3 separate regions of the Homo sapiens genome follow, and regions 2 and 3 are each linked to region 1. A link is a contact called in ENCODE Hi-C data. All regions are on one chromosome and are shown on one strand. Each heading gives the region's core, a stretch centred on a gene start or an enhancer-like site at or near the end of the contact. The rest is flanking DNA. Distances are from core to core; before and after follow the strand shown.

Evidence for each region. A loop is a pair of places that touch in the nucleus more often than their neighbours do. Pooled maps may share reads with other maps.
Region 2: a map of naive thymus-derived CD4-positive, alpha-beta T cell shows a loop between it and region 1 (9-fold over the local background). The contact joins the promoter of GDI2 here to the promoter of IDI1 in region 1. A Hi-C loop is called at or near these places in 1 of 168 maps with a recorded cell type or tissue (naive thymus-derived CD4-positive, alpha-beta T cell), 1 of 37 single-sample maps with no recorded cell type and 13 of 50 pooled maps.
Region 3: a loop to region 1 is called in a pooled map, with 18 times the contacts of the local background. The contact joins the promoter of TASOR2 here to the promoter of IDI1 in region 1. A Hi-C loop is called at or near these places in 2 of 37 single-sample maps with no recorded cell type and 9 of 50 pooled maps.

Annotation. Positions count from the first base shown.
Region 1 is chr10:1,047,114-1,051,313 of GRCh38, reverse strand. IDI1 (isopentenyl-diphosphate delta isomerase 1) reads left to right here and starts at 2,195. Exons shown (of 5, transcript NM_004508.4): 1 at 2,195-2,450. The coding sequence starts at 2,311. RefSeq lists enhancers at 1,547-1,686, 1,358-1,887, 2,147-2,196, 1,888-2,417, 2,418-2,948 and silencers at 2,287-2,506, 2,517-2,606.
Region 2 is chr10:5,811,171-5,815,370 of GRCh38, reverse strand. It overlaps GDI2 (GDP dissociation inhibitor 2), which reads left to right and starts at 1,937. Exons shown (of 11, transcript NM_001494.4): 1 at 1,937-2,157. The coding sequence starts at 2,113. LOC124902367 (a long non-coding RNA gene) reads left to right here and starts at 2,174. Exons shown (of 2, transcript XR_007062041.1): 1 at 2,174-3,056; 2 at 3,415-4,200. RefSeq lists enhancers at 1,167-1,266, 1,330-1,922, 1,923-2,515 and silencers at 1,467-1,646, 1,707-1,976, 2,117-2,656.
Region 3 is chr10:5,683,108-5,687,307 of GRCh38, reverse strand. TASOR2 (transcription activation suppressor family member 2) reads right to left here and starts at 2,470. Exons shown (of 22, transcript NM_001321783.2): 1 at 2,133-2,470. RefSeq lists enhancers at 1,627-1,806, 2,427-2,536, 2,677-2,916 and silencers at 2,027-2,076, 2,117-2,376.

The DNA of each region.
Region 1 (4,200 bases), core at 946-3,445:
ATCAAGAACTTGGTGACTTTATGTGGAAGCCAGTGCTACAATACTTTAGCTTCCCAATACTTAAAAACTTTTCTGATGAGATTACTAGTGATATTAACAATGTGATTGATATTGAATAATGAAATGTTTTAGCATTTGGAAGATCTGTTTAATTCAGTAAATCAGTATTTTCCAAATGACCAATGCATGACATTTCAACATCACGCACAGGAAAATAGGCATTCGAGGTACAGTCAAAAATAATGAGTTTTAATGTAACAAGTACAAAATGTCCATTGAAGTGGTTTCAAATTCCAAATAGTAATTGGAAAATCCACCACTCGTGTTTTGGGGTAGTAGTATCGAAAAAGAATAACCAAGATAATTTGAAAAGGCTATTAAAAAATACTTCTCAATTTTCAAACTGCATACAGCAGGTGCTCATTCATTTCTTTGTAACATTGATGAGAAAAAGACTCCCAGCCAGGGGCACTGTCTTTGTGGTGTTTACGTGTTCTCGCCACACCTGCATAGGTTTTCTCTGGGTGCTGCAGTTCTTGCCACATCCCAGAGGTGTGCACGTGAGGTGAACTGGTGTGTCTTCACTGTCCCAGTCTGAGTGTGGGTGTGTGAGTGGCCCTGTGATGGAATGGCGTCCTGTCCAGGGCTGGTTCCCTCTTTGTGCCCTGAGCTACTGAAACAGGCTTCAGCTACACATGACCCAGAACTGGAATAATTAAGTAATAATTATCTTTTTATTCATCTTTCTTAAATGTATGTATAGCTCACATTTATTTCAATGTTTAATATTAGAATACTTTGGCCTTTAGAAGCTTAGTGATTTTTTTTTTCCTTGGCCAGAAGTATGCTTTAGGAACTTAATCCTTATTTTTTAGCCTCTGGTAAAATTGGTTTTGCTATACGTTGTTTCACTTAAAAGTCCTGATTCCCAAGAACGCACTGACAGCAGTGAGGACTTGCTGCGCATGCGGGAGGCCAGATTTTCTTATCTGTGTGAAGCCAGACATGAAAGAGATCTGTCAACACATAAAACAAAATCAAAGTCTGTTTTTTGTCTGGAAAAGATTTTTAATAAAAATATAACTTATGTTAGTGTCGTGTGTTTTTTAAGTGAATATTTTAATATGTTTAATTTCTATGTTAGTAAATAGCAGTAGTAAACAACAGTGAGCAAAAGCTTTTAGGTGTCCTCAGTACATTTTAAGAGAGTGCAAGCGTCCTGTGACCAAGAAGTTTGAGAACTGGTGCCCACCAGGTTCATCTCACAAGTTCAGTATTTTAAATTCCACACAAAAGGTAGAGGAAATAGCTGAATTCGCTTCAGCTGCGCATACATTTCACGATTATTTAAAAGTTTAGAGGGCTAGGCGCGGTGGCTCACACCCGGAATCTCAGCACTTCGGTAAGCTGAGCCAGGTGGATCACTTGAGGTCAGGAGTTCCAGACCAGCCTGACCAACATGCGGAAACCCGTCTCTACTAAAAATACGAAATAAGCCGGGCGTGGTGGCGCATGCCTGTAATTCCAGCTACTTGGGAGGCTGAGACGGGACAATTGCCTGAACCCGGGCGGCGGAGGTTGCTGTGAGCGGAGACTGCACCATTGCACTCAAGCCTGGGCAACAAGAATGAAACTGTCTCAAAAAAAAAAAATTTAGAACGTAGTCATGTACCTCGAAAGCGAACACTCCCAACATAGCGTGGAACACCCCACACCCCCGGCGACTTTGCTCCGCCTTGGTCCCGGTCGCAGACACCGCAGAAAGGCCATCGTTCTAGACATACGAGAACTCCCCGTGCAGCCAAACGCTGTAGTCCCAGCGGCGGAACTCGGGGGGGGGGAGGGGGGGGAGTGCCCAACCAGCCAGTCAGCAGTGACGTCCCGCCTTTCCTCCGTTTCCATTGGTCCAGCCATGCGGAGGTCGCTCCCATGGGACGCCGAGCTTCCGGCTGCAGGGCTTGGCGCCCGGGCGCTTTCGGATTGGGAGGGCTTCCTCCATGGAACGCGAGCCTCGAGACGTCTGACGTTAGGCACCGTTCGCAGCGCCTCGGGCTCGCACGGCAGGATCGAAAGCGTGATTGGCTGGCGGCGTCTGTGGTCTCGGGCACCGCCCAGTCGCGGGACGCTGCCTCTGCGGAACTGGGGGTGGGGCGTGTTGACCCCCTTAAAGGCGCCAGAGCCCGCGGTCACGGCTCAGGTTCCCGGTGCTTCGCGCGTCTGCCGTTGTCACAGGCCAGGGAGGTGGCACCACCAGGCGAAGCTTGGCGAGATTGTGTCGTCAAGCGCGTACGGGCGCCAATTGGCCGGGCGATGTGGCGTGGACTGGCGCTGGCGCGAGCGATTGGCTGCGCGGCCCGGGGGCGGGGCCAGTGGGCGGTGCGCGCCGCAGACTGTGCTCAAAGCGGGCGCCATCCGGGACCGGCGGTTGTCTGTGGCCGGAGGCTGATCAGGTACTGTGGACGGGCGGCGGAGTTCGGGAGACAGGGGCAGGGCGGCATCGGGGAGCTGCGGGACGGGGCGGGGAGGAGGCCCGAGGTCTGAGCCACCCGTGAGGTCTCGGCGCGGAGGCCTGGACAGCTGGGGGTGGCGGCGTTGGTCTCCCGAACTGGAGGGAGGCCGGGCCTTCCCGGGCTGTGGTGGGCGCCCGCGCCCCGTGGAAGGCGGAGGCGTGAGTCGGGGCGTCAGAGACGTTGCCATTCTTTGTCAGCGGAAAAGATCGTCGTCTGCGCACAGTCACCTGAGGTTTAGGAACTCGTGGAACTGGAAACCGAGTCGCAGGAGACTAAGAGTTGCGAGTCTCCCCTTAGAGAATTCAGAAACAAGCGTAGACAGCATCGTCAGAAACACGAGCGTGACGACACCGGCCTCCCCGTGCCGAGTCCACGCGTGTGACGCGGGTGCATACACCTGCGTCCGTGCAAGAGGGTGACAGCAACACACTCAAGGCGCTTCTCCTGGGAATGGAGCAGGAGAAGAGATGGGGAGCATCGCATAGATGGAACTAGACCTTTTTCTTGGGTTGGATGATGTGTTCCCGCGTCTACTACATGGTATTCTTTAAACGCATAAATAGACGTATTCATTTTATCTTGTGATTATGCAGCTTAGCTTTAAAATCTGAATTCTGAAAATCCTGAAAGAGCAATTGTCATTACAGCTGGGCGGTGGTGCACGCCTTTAATCCCAGCACTTTGGGAGGCGGAGTCGAAGGCTGCAGTGAGCCGAGATCGCGCCACTGCACTCCAGCTTGGGCGACAGACATAGCAAGACCCAGCCCCATCCCCCCGGAAAAAAAGTCATGTCAAAAAGTCTAGTAATTATGTAGTAACGAAACCTATCTTAGTGATCACCTAATATACAGTTGGCCTACTGTATCCTTGGGGTCCATATCCATGGATTTAACCAACTGCACATTATAAAATATTTGGAAAAAAATTTCATCTGTACTGAACATATACAGACTTATTCTGTAAACAATACAGCACAACTATTTATGTAGGATTTACATGTTTTAGATACTATAAGAGATCATCTACAGATGATAATTTAACGTTCGGCCCGCATCACTTAACAGGGATACTTTGGAGAAGTTCATTGTTAGGTACTTTCATCATTGTGGAAGCAGAGTGCGCTGACGCAGACCTAGACAGTGGAGCAGCTGGGCTGTGTGGTGTAGACAGACGGTGGAGCAGCTGGGCTGTGTGGTGTAGACAGTGGAGCAGCTGGGCTGTGTGGTGTAGACAAAGGACCAGACAGTGGAGCAGCTGGGCTGTGTGGTGTAGACAGTGGAGCAGCTGGGCTGTGTGGTGTAGACAGTAGACAGTGGAGCAGCTGGGCTGTGTGGTGTAGACAGTGGAGCAGCTGGGCTGTGTGGTGTAGACAGTGGAGCAGCTGGGCTGTGTGGTGTAGACAGTGGAGCAGCTGGGCTGTGTGGTGTAGACAGTGGAGCAGCTGGGCTGTGTGGTGTAGACAGTGGAGCAGCTGGGCTGTGTGGTGTAGACAGTGGAGCAGCTGGGCTGTGTGGTGTAGACAGTGGAGCAGCTGGGCTGTGTGGTGTAGACAGTGGAGCAGCTGGGCTGTGTGGTGTAGACAGTGGAGCAGCTGGGCTGTGTGGTGTAGACAGTGGAGCAGCTGGGCTGTGTGGTGTAGACAGTGGAGCAGCTGGGCTGTGTGGTGTAGACAGTGGAGCAGCTGGGCTGT
Region 2 (4,200 bases), core at 688-3,187, 4.8 Mb before region 1:
TGTTAGGATTACAGGTGTGAAGCACTGTGCCTGGCTCAGGTACAACATTTTAGATGCACTCAGTCCGTTAAGGCTTAGTCCAGGTTTGATTGTTATTGTCCTTCTGTTGGGCCATAGGGCCTGTACTGTGAACTAAAATGAACTTCAGTGTTAAGTAAGGAAGGGATCCTTATTAGCCTTAAATTCAATTCCCTTATCTCAGTGTCTTCAAGTTTCTCACAACTCTTGAGTATCGATAAAATAGTCTTCACCTAAAACATGGTTAACATAATTCAGTTGACATGCTTAAATTTCTCTTCAAGAGCCAGAGGCTGATGGCAATTGTGAAAAAAGCTCTTTATTGTTATTGCTAATAAAAAAAAAAGGGCCAATAGTCAGGTGTGGTGGCCTGTACCTCTTGTCCCTGCTACTGGGGAGACTGAGGTGGGAGGATGGCTTGAGCCCAGGAGATCAAGGCTGCAGTGAGGCATGATTACACCGCTGCACTCCAGCCTGGACGACAGGGTGAGATTGTCTCAGAAAAATAAAGAAAAAGGGTTATTTCATATTGGTTCAAAAATATAGGTAGTATGACCCCCTGATGACTTGAAGACAGAGCAACAGAAGGACCTTCTTTAGTCATCATTAGCTTAGCCAAAAGAAAAGTCAGTTACACTCACTGTTGCATAATCAGTTGTATGGTCAACTGTGCACTAATTCATTTGGTCACAAATATATACAATCAAATTAAGGTTGAATGTAAATTTAAACTTTACTTTTGCTTTCTTCTCCCCTCCCCCCCAGAAAGATCCATGGTCCAATATAACATATCTTCTTCAAGTATTTATGGGGTAAGAAACATTTTAAAAAGTTGTTACATTCTTTCCTCTATCTTAATGATTTAAATATGAGCAAGTTCGGTCTATCAAGGCAGGCTCTGAATAGCTACTATCGAGAAGTATTTGAGGAGTTCTTGAATGCCAAATCTTCATTGTCTGCTGACTCTGCAGATTTATCACGTGCTGAAAGCACAGGTTTTCCAACTGTCAACGTCTTTACGAAATTCACCTGCTTAGGCTTTCGTGGGGTCGGCCTCTTGGAGCTGAGAACACAGCTTCTGCTTACACCTGTGTCCTCAATGAAGCCAGAGATTCCTAAGAGAATTCTAGAAAAAGAGGAGCGGGGTAGAAGGCAAGCAAGGAACAGTTTCTAAGCTTAGGGCCTAAACCTTTGCATACAAGGATCAGCTACCACGTTTACAGCGGCTTTAAGTTACAGCCCTCGGTAGGTGCAGATCGGCTTCCCAATGAAACCTGGCTTTCACTTTCATCTCTGTTAAGGGTTACCTTTTCAAAAGAAGCCGCTTTTCCTCCTACCAATTTCCTAAAGCGCCCACCGGCAACGCACTAAACAAGGAGGGCACAGAGCGGGAAAAAGGACACGTGTGATTTCCGAACTCTTCCCGGCGGGCTCCGGGCCCCGGCAAGCCCAGCCCCGCGGGAGGAACCAAGGCCGCCACCCCCGAGAGGCAGCCCGGCCCGCGCTCCTCGCCCACGTGGCCGCCGCACGCGCCCGCTCAAAGTCCAAGGGCGGCGATCCGGCTCTGGGACCTTGGACCGAGCGAGCTCCCGCCCCGACGGCGGGAGTCAGAACGGTGGTGGCCAGCAGTCCCCGCCCGCGGCTCCGTGCACCTCCACCCCGGCCCGCGCGCCGCCTCCCGAACCACCGTGGCAGAGGCCGCAAGGGGAACCGGAAGCCAAAATGGCGACGCCCCGCCCTTTTCCTCTCGCGAGAGGCGGGGAAGGAAAAAAAGTTGTGCGAGCGACGGGGACGTAACCAATTAGAGTGCCGGGAGCGCCTGATTGGCGGCCCTCCCGGCGCCTGCAGGCCCCGCCCCGGCTGCGGAGGCTCAGTCACAGCCCTCCCCTCCTCGCTCCCTCCCCTCCTCTCCCCGCCCAGTTCTTCTCTTCCCGTCTGAGGTGGCGGTCGGTCTCGCCTTGTCGCCAGCTCCATTTTCCTCTCTTTCTCTTCCCCTTTCCTTCGCGCCCAAGAGCGCCTCCCAGCCTCGTAGGGTGGTCACGGAGCCCCTGCGCCTTTTCCTTGCTCGGGTCCTGCGTCCGCGCCTGCCCCGCCATGAATGAGGAGTACGACGTGATCGTGCTGGGCACCGGCCTGACGGTGGGCGCCAGGGCTGAGGGGCCGGGGCTGAGCAGCCGGGGCGGGCGCACCCCCGGCTCCTGCACGGCCCGCGGGTCGCAGCTCCTCGGGGGTCTCGTTCTGCCGTCAGCCGTAGTTTTCGGGACGGGAGTCGTGGCTAGGGGCGCGGGCGGGTTCAGGGGCGCCCCGCGTCCCGGGGCGAGCGGGCGGCTCCCAGTGTGAGGGGCAGGCGGGGAAATGGAGATGCGGGCCGTGAGGCTCGGGGCGGGGTGACGGCCGAGCCCGGCCTCTGCGCTTGCCCCCAGCGGAAGCGGAGGGGAGGGGAGAAGGCCGCCCGGGCCAAGGGTCCCGCTCCCCGGTTTGGGCCGGTGACCTCGCCCGGTTGGAAACCAGCACCCGAGGCGGAGGGGACGGTGCAGGCCTCGCGGTTGCATTTCCTATTCCGCCTCGGCCGCTGCCCCGGGTCAGTCTGGCTGCCAAAGCCGAGTACGGGGTTTCCTGACAAGTCTTGGATAATCACTGCTTCGGAACTGCTAGGGCTTGATTAACTTATATTTTTGGCGAAAACGTGGAAATTAGTCTTTTAATCCTTTCTCCCCCCTGCTAATGAGAAGTATTATTGAATCCTTTTAGCCACCCTCCCTTCTCACTTACTGAGCATCTGTAGAATTGGAATTGAGTTTTTTCAAAACTTGTCCGTCAAATGCTTTCGCACCTGACCTTCGCCGCCTTTTCCTTTTGTTTGGTGGGTTCTCTGCCTCCTTTGTCTCTTCTGGACTGTTTTCCCCTAAGAATTGGGTTGGTGATGGATTGCTAAAAGCCAAGTTCTCTGTACTCCGAAGCTTTCTTCAGGGAGTTGGAAGATAATAACATGAAGAATGCATTGTAATATATGAATGCAAGGTGTACCTAATATCATGGTATATTGATTTTCCTGGTTATCTGTTTCTAAGGGAACTTTAGGTAATCTGTAGATAACGCAGGCAGGTTCTGTAGTTTGTACTTTTTCTGTTCTTTTTTTTTTTTTTTTAAATGTTCATCTTGCAAAAGAATTCACTTTGGAGAAAACCATTTTAACTATCAATTTTTGGGGAAATTTGAAATTCTAACTTTGGGCTGCTTGATCATAATTAAGATGAATACTGATGTAAATCTTGTGTATCCTATGTACTCTGACTTCAAATTCCTGAGTCATTTAATGTAGACTTCCACTTCAAATTTTTTGAAATTTATTATAATCTCTCAGGGTCAAACCAATTTTTTTTTTTTTTTTTACAGGTAACATCCCAAAATAACACTTTTAGATGTCTCTAGGCAAGAGAAAACCTTCGAACTTTTATTTGGCTAATTTTTTAGGAAAGGTTTGTGAAGAATTAGAATCGTGTTTTTCTGGTCTGTCATTTTTCTGTTTATAGTTATATGCAATTATTAGAGAATATTCATTCTGAATACTTCGTTATGTTTGACCAATCCAGGAATAATCCTGTGTCTGTCTTTGAAAAGCTGGAAGACTGTTGGATGCCTAAATGAATAGGCCCTACCCACTGCAGGTTTTGTGCTTTTTTTTTTTTTTTTTTAAGTGCCTAATTGGGATTCCAAGCTGAGCTTAGTAGTTTGTGGTGGATTTTGCCTGTTGGAATGGGTAGTGTTGCTGCCAGCGTGTTTTAAGAGCCGGTTAGTTCCACCGTTTTTCTATGGTTGTTGCTGGTCTTTCAGATTTGCTCACAATTGAGGTCAGTTAAGCATGCACGAGTGAGTGCAAATCCACCATCATGCAGGCTTCCACAAGCCTCGTTCACATCACTTTGTATCAAAGATGGTGAAAGTGTTTTTATATAACAAGTTAAGATAATGAGCTTTGTTTAAATTTTCATTCGGATTGTGAACTCTTTGATGAATGGTAGATGCATACTTAACTAGAAATCAGACCTGTTTCTGCTGTCATTTTGTAGCTGTGATAACTTTAATCTCTGTGAGCCTTCCTAAGTTTTCTGAGATGTTCTTTGATAATTATATCAATTCAGGACAATCACATTATTACCATCATTGATAGGAGTAGTGATG
Region 3 (4,200 bases), core at 1,221-3,720, 4.6 Mb before region 1:
AATAATTAACACAAAATTAATAATGGCCAGGGTAACGGGGGGCAGGGAACGCATTCCTCCTGGGGTAGAAACACACAAAAGGTTTCCAAACTAACTAAAGTTTCTAAAGCTTTTATTAATTTTTGTTATGAAATATACCATTAACATGTACTGACAAAAAGCATATTTATTACACAGATACGCTTTGTCAGTACATATTAATGACATATTTCACAATAAAAAATTTTTAAAGAAAAGGGAGATGTACATATTCTCTTAGAAGGAAAAACTCAAATAAATGTCTCTTCTCAGATTATATATTCAACACCATCACAAACAATATCCCAAGATTTTCTATAGGACTTAAAAAGATAGTTTTAATTTCTTCTGGAAGAAAAAATGCAAAAGAAAAACCCAAAGCTCTTTTTCAAAAGAAAGTACCAAAATATATTATAAAACTATGATAATTAAAATGCTACAGTAATAGTTACATGGGCGAAAGAAAAGAGAGCTCAGACTCAATAAAAACATCAGCAAATGATATGACCTGCCTAAAAAGATTTAACTTTTGTATTCACCAAGGAAGATAAAAATTAAAACAGAATGTTACTTTCAATTACTAGGTGGCTAAGATATTTTAAAAATACCATTATCATCCAGTGCTGGCTAGCATGGAGATAAAAACACATCTTTTGAGCGAGTGAACATAAAAAGGTACAATCATTTCAGGGCAATTTAGCAACATGGTTATCCAGCACTCTCATAAGGAGTCAATTCTACAGAAATACTATCATGACCACCTGAAGCACTGTTTATAACAGCAAGAGATAATCACTGCAGTATTGTCAGTTATAGGGATATCTTGAAAATAACTTGAATGTCTACCAACAGAAAAATGAAATTCACTTGATAAATACATGCCATATTGATCTATTTTTACTGAATAGATAGTATACTGTATTTAACAAACACCATGTCTCAGTCAAGTTCTTAGGCACTTCACCGATTTTAACCCATTTTAACAACTATGTTTGGACCACAGGAGATGCTTATAATCTCCCTTTAAAAAAATTAGTTACATTTGGGCAAATGTTCTGTATACACAAAACTTCAAATATACCGTCTTGGTCTTCCTTAACATAATTGTGGACCTTTTGTCACCCTTTTTCTGGCCTGGCTTAGTTATTTATTGATGTACAGTACAGGACATACCGCATACAGTCACCCATTCCTATAAGGCAGTTTTTCGACAGAAGGGTATTCTTGCACCGTTAGGGGACACTGCTTTGCTATAAACCTCCTAGGCAGGATTACCGCCAGGCTCACCCCTAGTTTTATTCAGGGAACACTGTAGACTCTAGGATCGCGAATGCCATTCCAATAATACCATACACTTGTACGCCACATATTTAAGTTTTGGATACACTTTCATAAACTTTTCTATTCTAATTGTACCTTACAGGGAGAATAAGGAAGAGTAAGCGTGGTTTGTTTAAAGTTACAGATTTCAAATAGACAAGAAGCGACTAAGAGAAACTTGAGAATTCCCAAAGTAATCTTCCTCAAAATTTCAGTCATCAACCCAGTTCTCCCACGAAACGCTGCTTGGCGCCGCCTTCAGACAAACTTCTGTGTTGCTCGCACCAAGTTATCCCAACGCGGCTTGCGCTTGCTGCTGAAATGACCCTCCCTTCGGAGAGACCTGTTTTACCCTAAAAAGAAAAGGTGGCGCATTGCCATGAAGTCTCGAGTAGCAGCAGGCTTCACGCAGAACCCGCAGGAAATGATTTCCCAGCCGGTGCAAACCCGAAGACGGAAACTTCAGCCAAGAACTTATCAGCATATCCCTGAGGACGCAGCTGTCCCCTGACAGGCGACGCAAACGAAACGCCTCAGAAAGGGGCAAGATGACACGGTTAGGATCTCCCTGCCGGCGACACCGAGCGCGGCCACAGGTTGTAGCGCAGGACAGAAGGTTGAGTCATCTAGAAGGCGCCGACCCCTCCCACCCCCTCACCCGGAGCGCGGCAAAAGGCAAGGAGAACGCGTCGACCCTCGCAGCCAAGCCCCGGCAGCTGCCCGAGCGCTCGGCCTCGGGGACCCGCCGTCCTCCTCGCAGGGTTCCCGGGCGCCCAGGCCGAGGAGGGACTTACCCGTCCTTGGCGTGGCCGCCGCCCCCGAGGACCTGAGATCCCGGCTCGGCCTCCTTCCCATGCTTCTCCCGGCCGTGCTCTGCGTCCTCCCGGGCCCTCGCGACACCGGCGCACGTGGGAAGCACCAGTCGCCGGCTCCGCGCTCCCGCGGGGACCCCCCTCAGGGGCACGCCGTCCGCCCCAGCCCCGGGGTCCTCGCCGCGGGCGCTGACAGGGACGCCGCGGCCGCCCGCGCTCTGTCTCCCGTCAGGGTCACGGGCAAGAGGCAACCCCGGGACGCCCGGCAGCCTGCGAGAACATGCCGACTTTCTCTCTGACCGGCGCTAGCAACCGGAAGCAAAACCTCGCGGCCAAAGGAAAAGAAAAGGGGAGGGGGGGGCAAAAAAAGAAAGTGAAAACTGAAGTGAGGCGTCTCCCTCAGAGATGGGAACCAATCGCCGGGAAGAAACCAAGGCGCAGGCGCGGACCGAGGTCAGCGTCCACGCGGCGCTCGCGTCTCCCCTCTGCGCAGGCGTAAGGCCACAGCTCGCTCCTGATTAGGCGGCCGATCCCAACGAGCGCGTGGTGTCTCGCGTTGCCGACCCTTGACAGGAGGCGGAAGATGCCCTTGGGAAGAGGCGGGAGACGCTCTCTCGGCTGACCTACAGTGCTGTGGCTGTGGCCCACGTGGTCGCCTTCGGGCGCCTTCTCCCTTCTCAGCGTTTCATTCCCCAGGTGCTGCTGCAAGAACAGTTTATTTGTCTGGCCCGAATGCGACATTTTGGAAATTTTGCCCTTGTTTTAATCCATATAGTAGGTGTGGCTGTTACCCCCTAGGAAAGCATCTCTAGAAATTTATAACACATGCACAGAGAGCTAAGGTGACCATCAATAAATTCAGGTTTACCCTTGCCCATGATAAATAGTCATGCAAACATCATTTAACTGTAGGGACACCTTATGAGAGAGATGCCTCATTAGGCAATTTGGTCCTTGAGTGAACATCACAGAAACCTAGAAGCATAACCTACTACATACTTACACCATAAGCCATAGCCCATTACTCCTGGCTACAAACCCATGCTATATGTTATTGTACTGAATACTGTGGACAATTATAACACAATGGTAAGTATTTGTATAAGCATATCTAGACATAGAAAAGGTACAATAAAAATACAGTATGAAAAATAATGGTACACCTGTGTAAGGCATTCTCACGAATGGACCTTGCAGTACTGGGAGTTGCTCTGGGTGAGTCTGTGAGTGAGCAATGAGAATGTGAAGGTCTGGGACATTACTGTACACTCTTGTAGACTTTATAAACACTGTACACCTAAGCTACACTGAATTTATTTTTTTAAATTTTTTCATAATTAACCTTAGCTTACTGTAACTTTTTAACTTTTTAAAACTTTTAAAAAACTTTTTAAGACTCTTTTGTAATAACACTTAGCTTAAAACAAACACATTGTACACAAATATTTTCTTTATATCCTTAATCTGTAAGTTTTTTTCTATTTAAAAATTTTTTTAATTTACTTTTTAAACTTTTTTGTTAAAAACTAAGACACAAACACACATTAACCTGGGCCTACACAGGGTCAGGATCATCAACATCATTGTCTTCACCTCCATTTTGTCCCACTGGGGGGCTGGGATTACGGTGGAGCCACTGCGCCTGGCCATGTGTGCTGTACTTTTATATGACTGGCAGTGCAGTAGATTCATTTACACCAGCATCACCACAAACATATGAGTAATGTGTTGCTGTACGAAATTAAGATGGCTACGACATCACTAGGCAATAGAACTCTTCAGCTCTATTATAATCATATAAGATCACTGTTGGATATGTGGTCTGTTGTTAACTGAAACATTAAGTGACATATGACTGTACCAATGAGAGAGATTAAGTGCTAATGAACATGTATCATGAGTCAAGCACTGTGCTGGTAATACCAAGAGATTCAGTCATTGTGTTTACTGTTTACTGTAACCAGGTGCTGTAATAGACACTGGTTTTACAATCATGAACAAGCTAGATAAGGACCCTGCCTATAATGGAATTTATTCCAGAGGTGAGTGA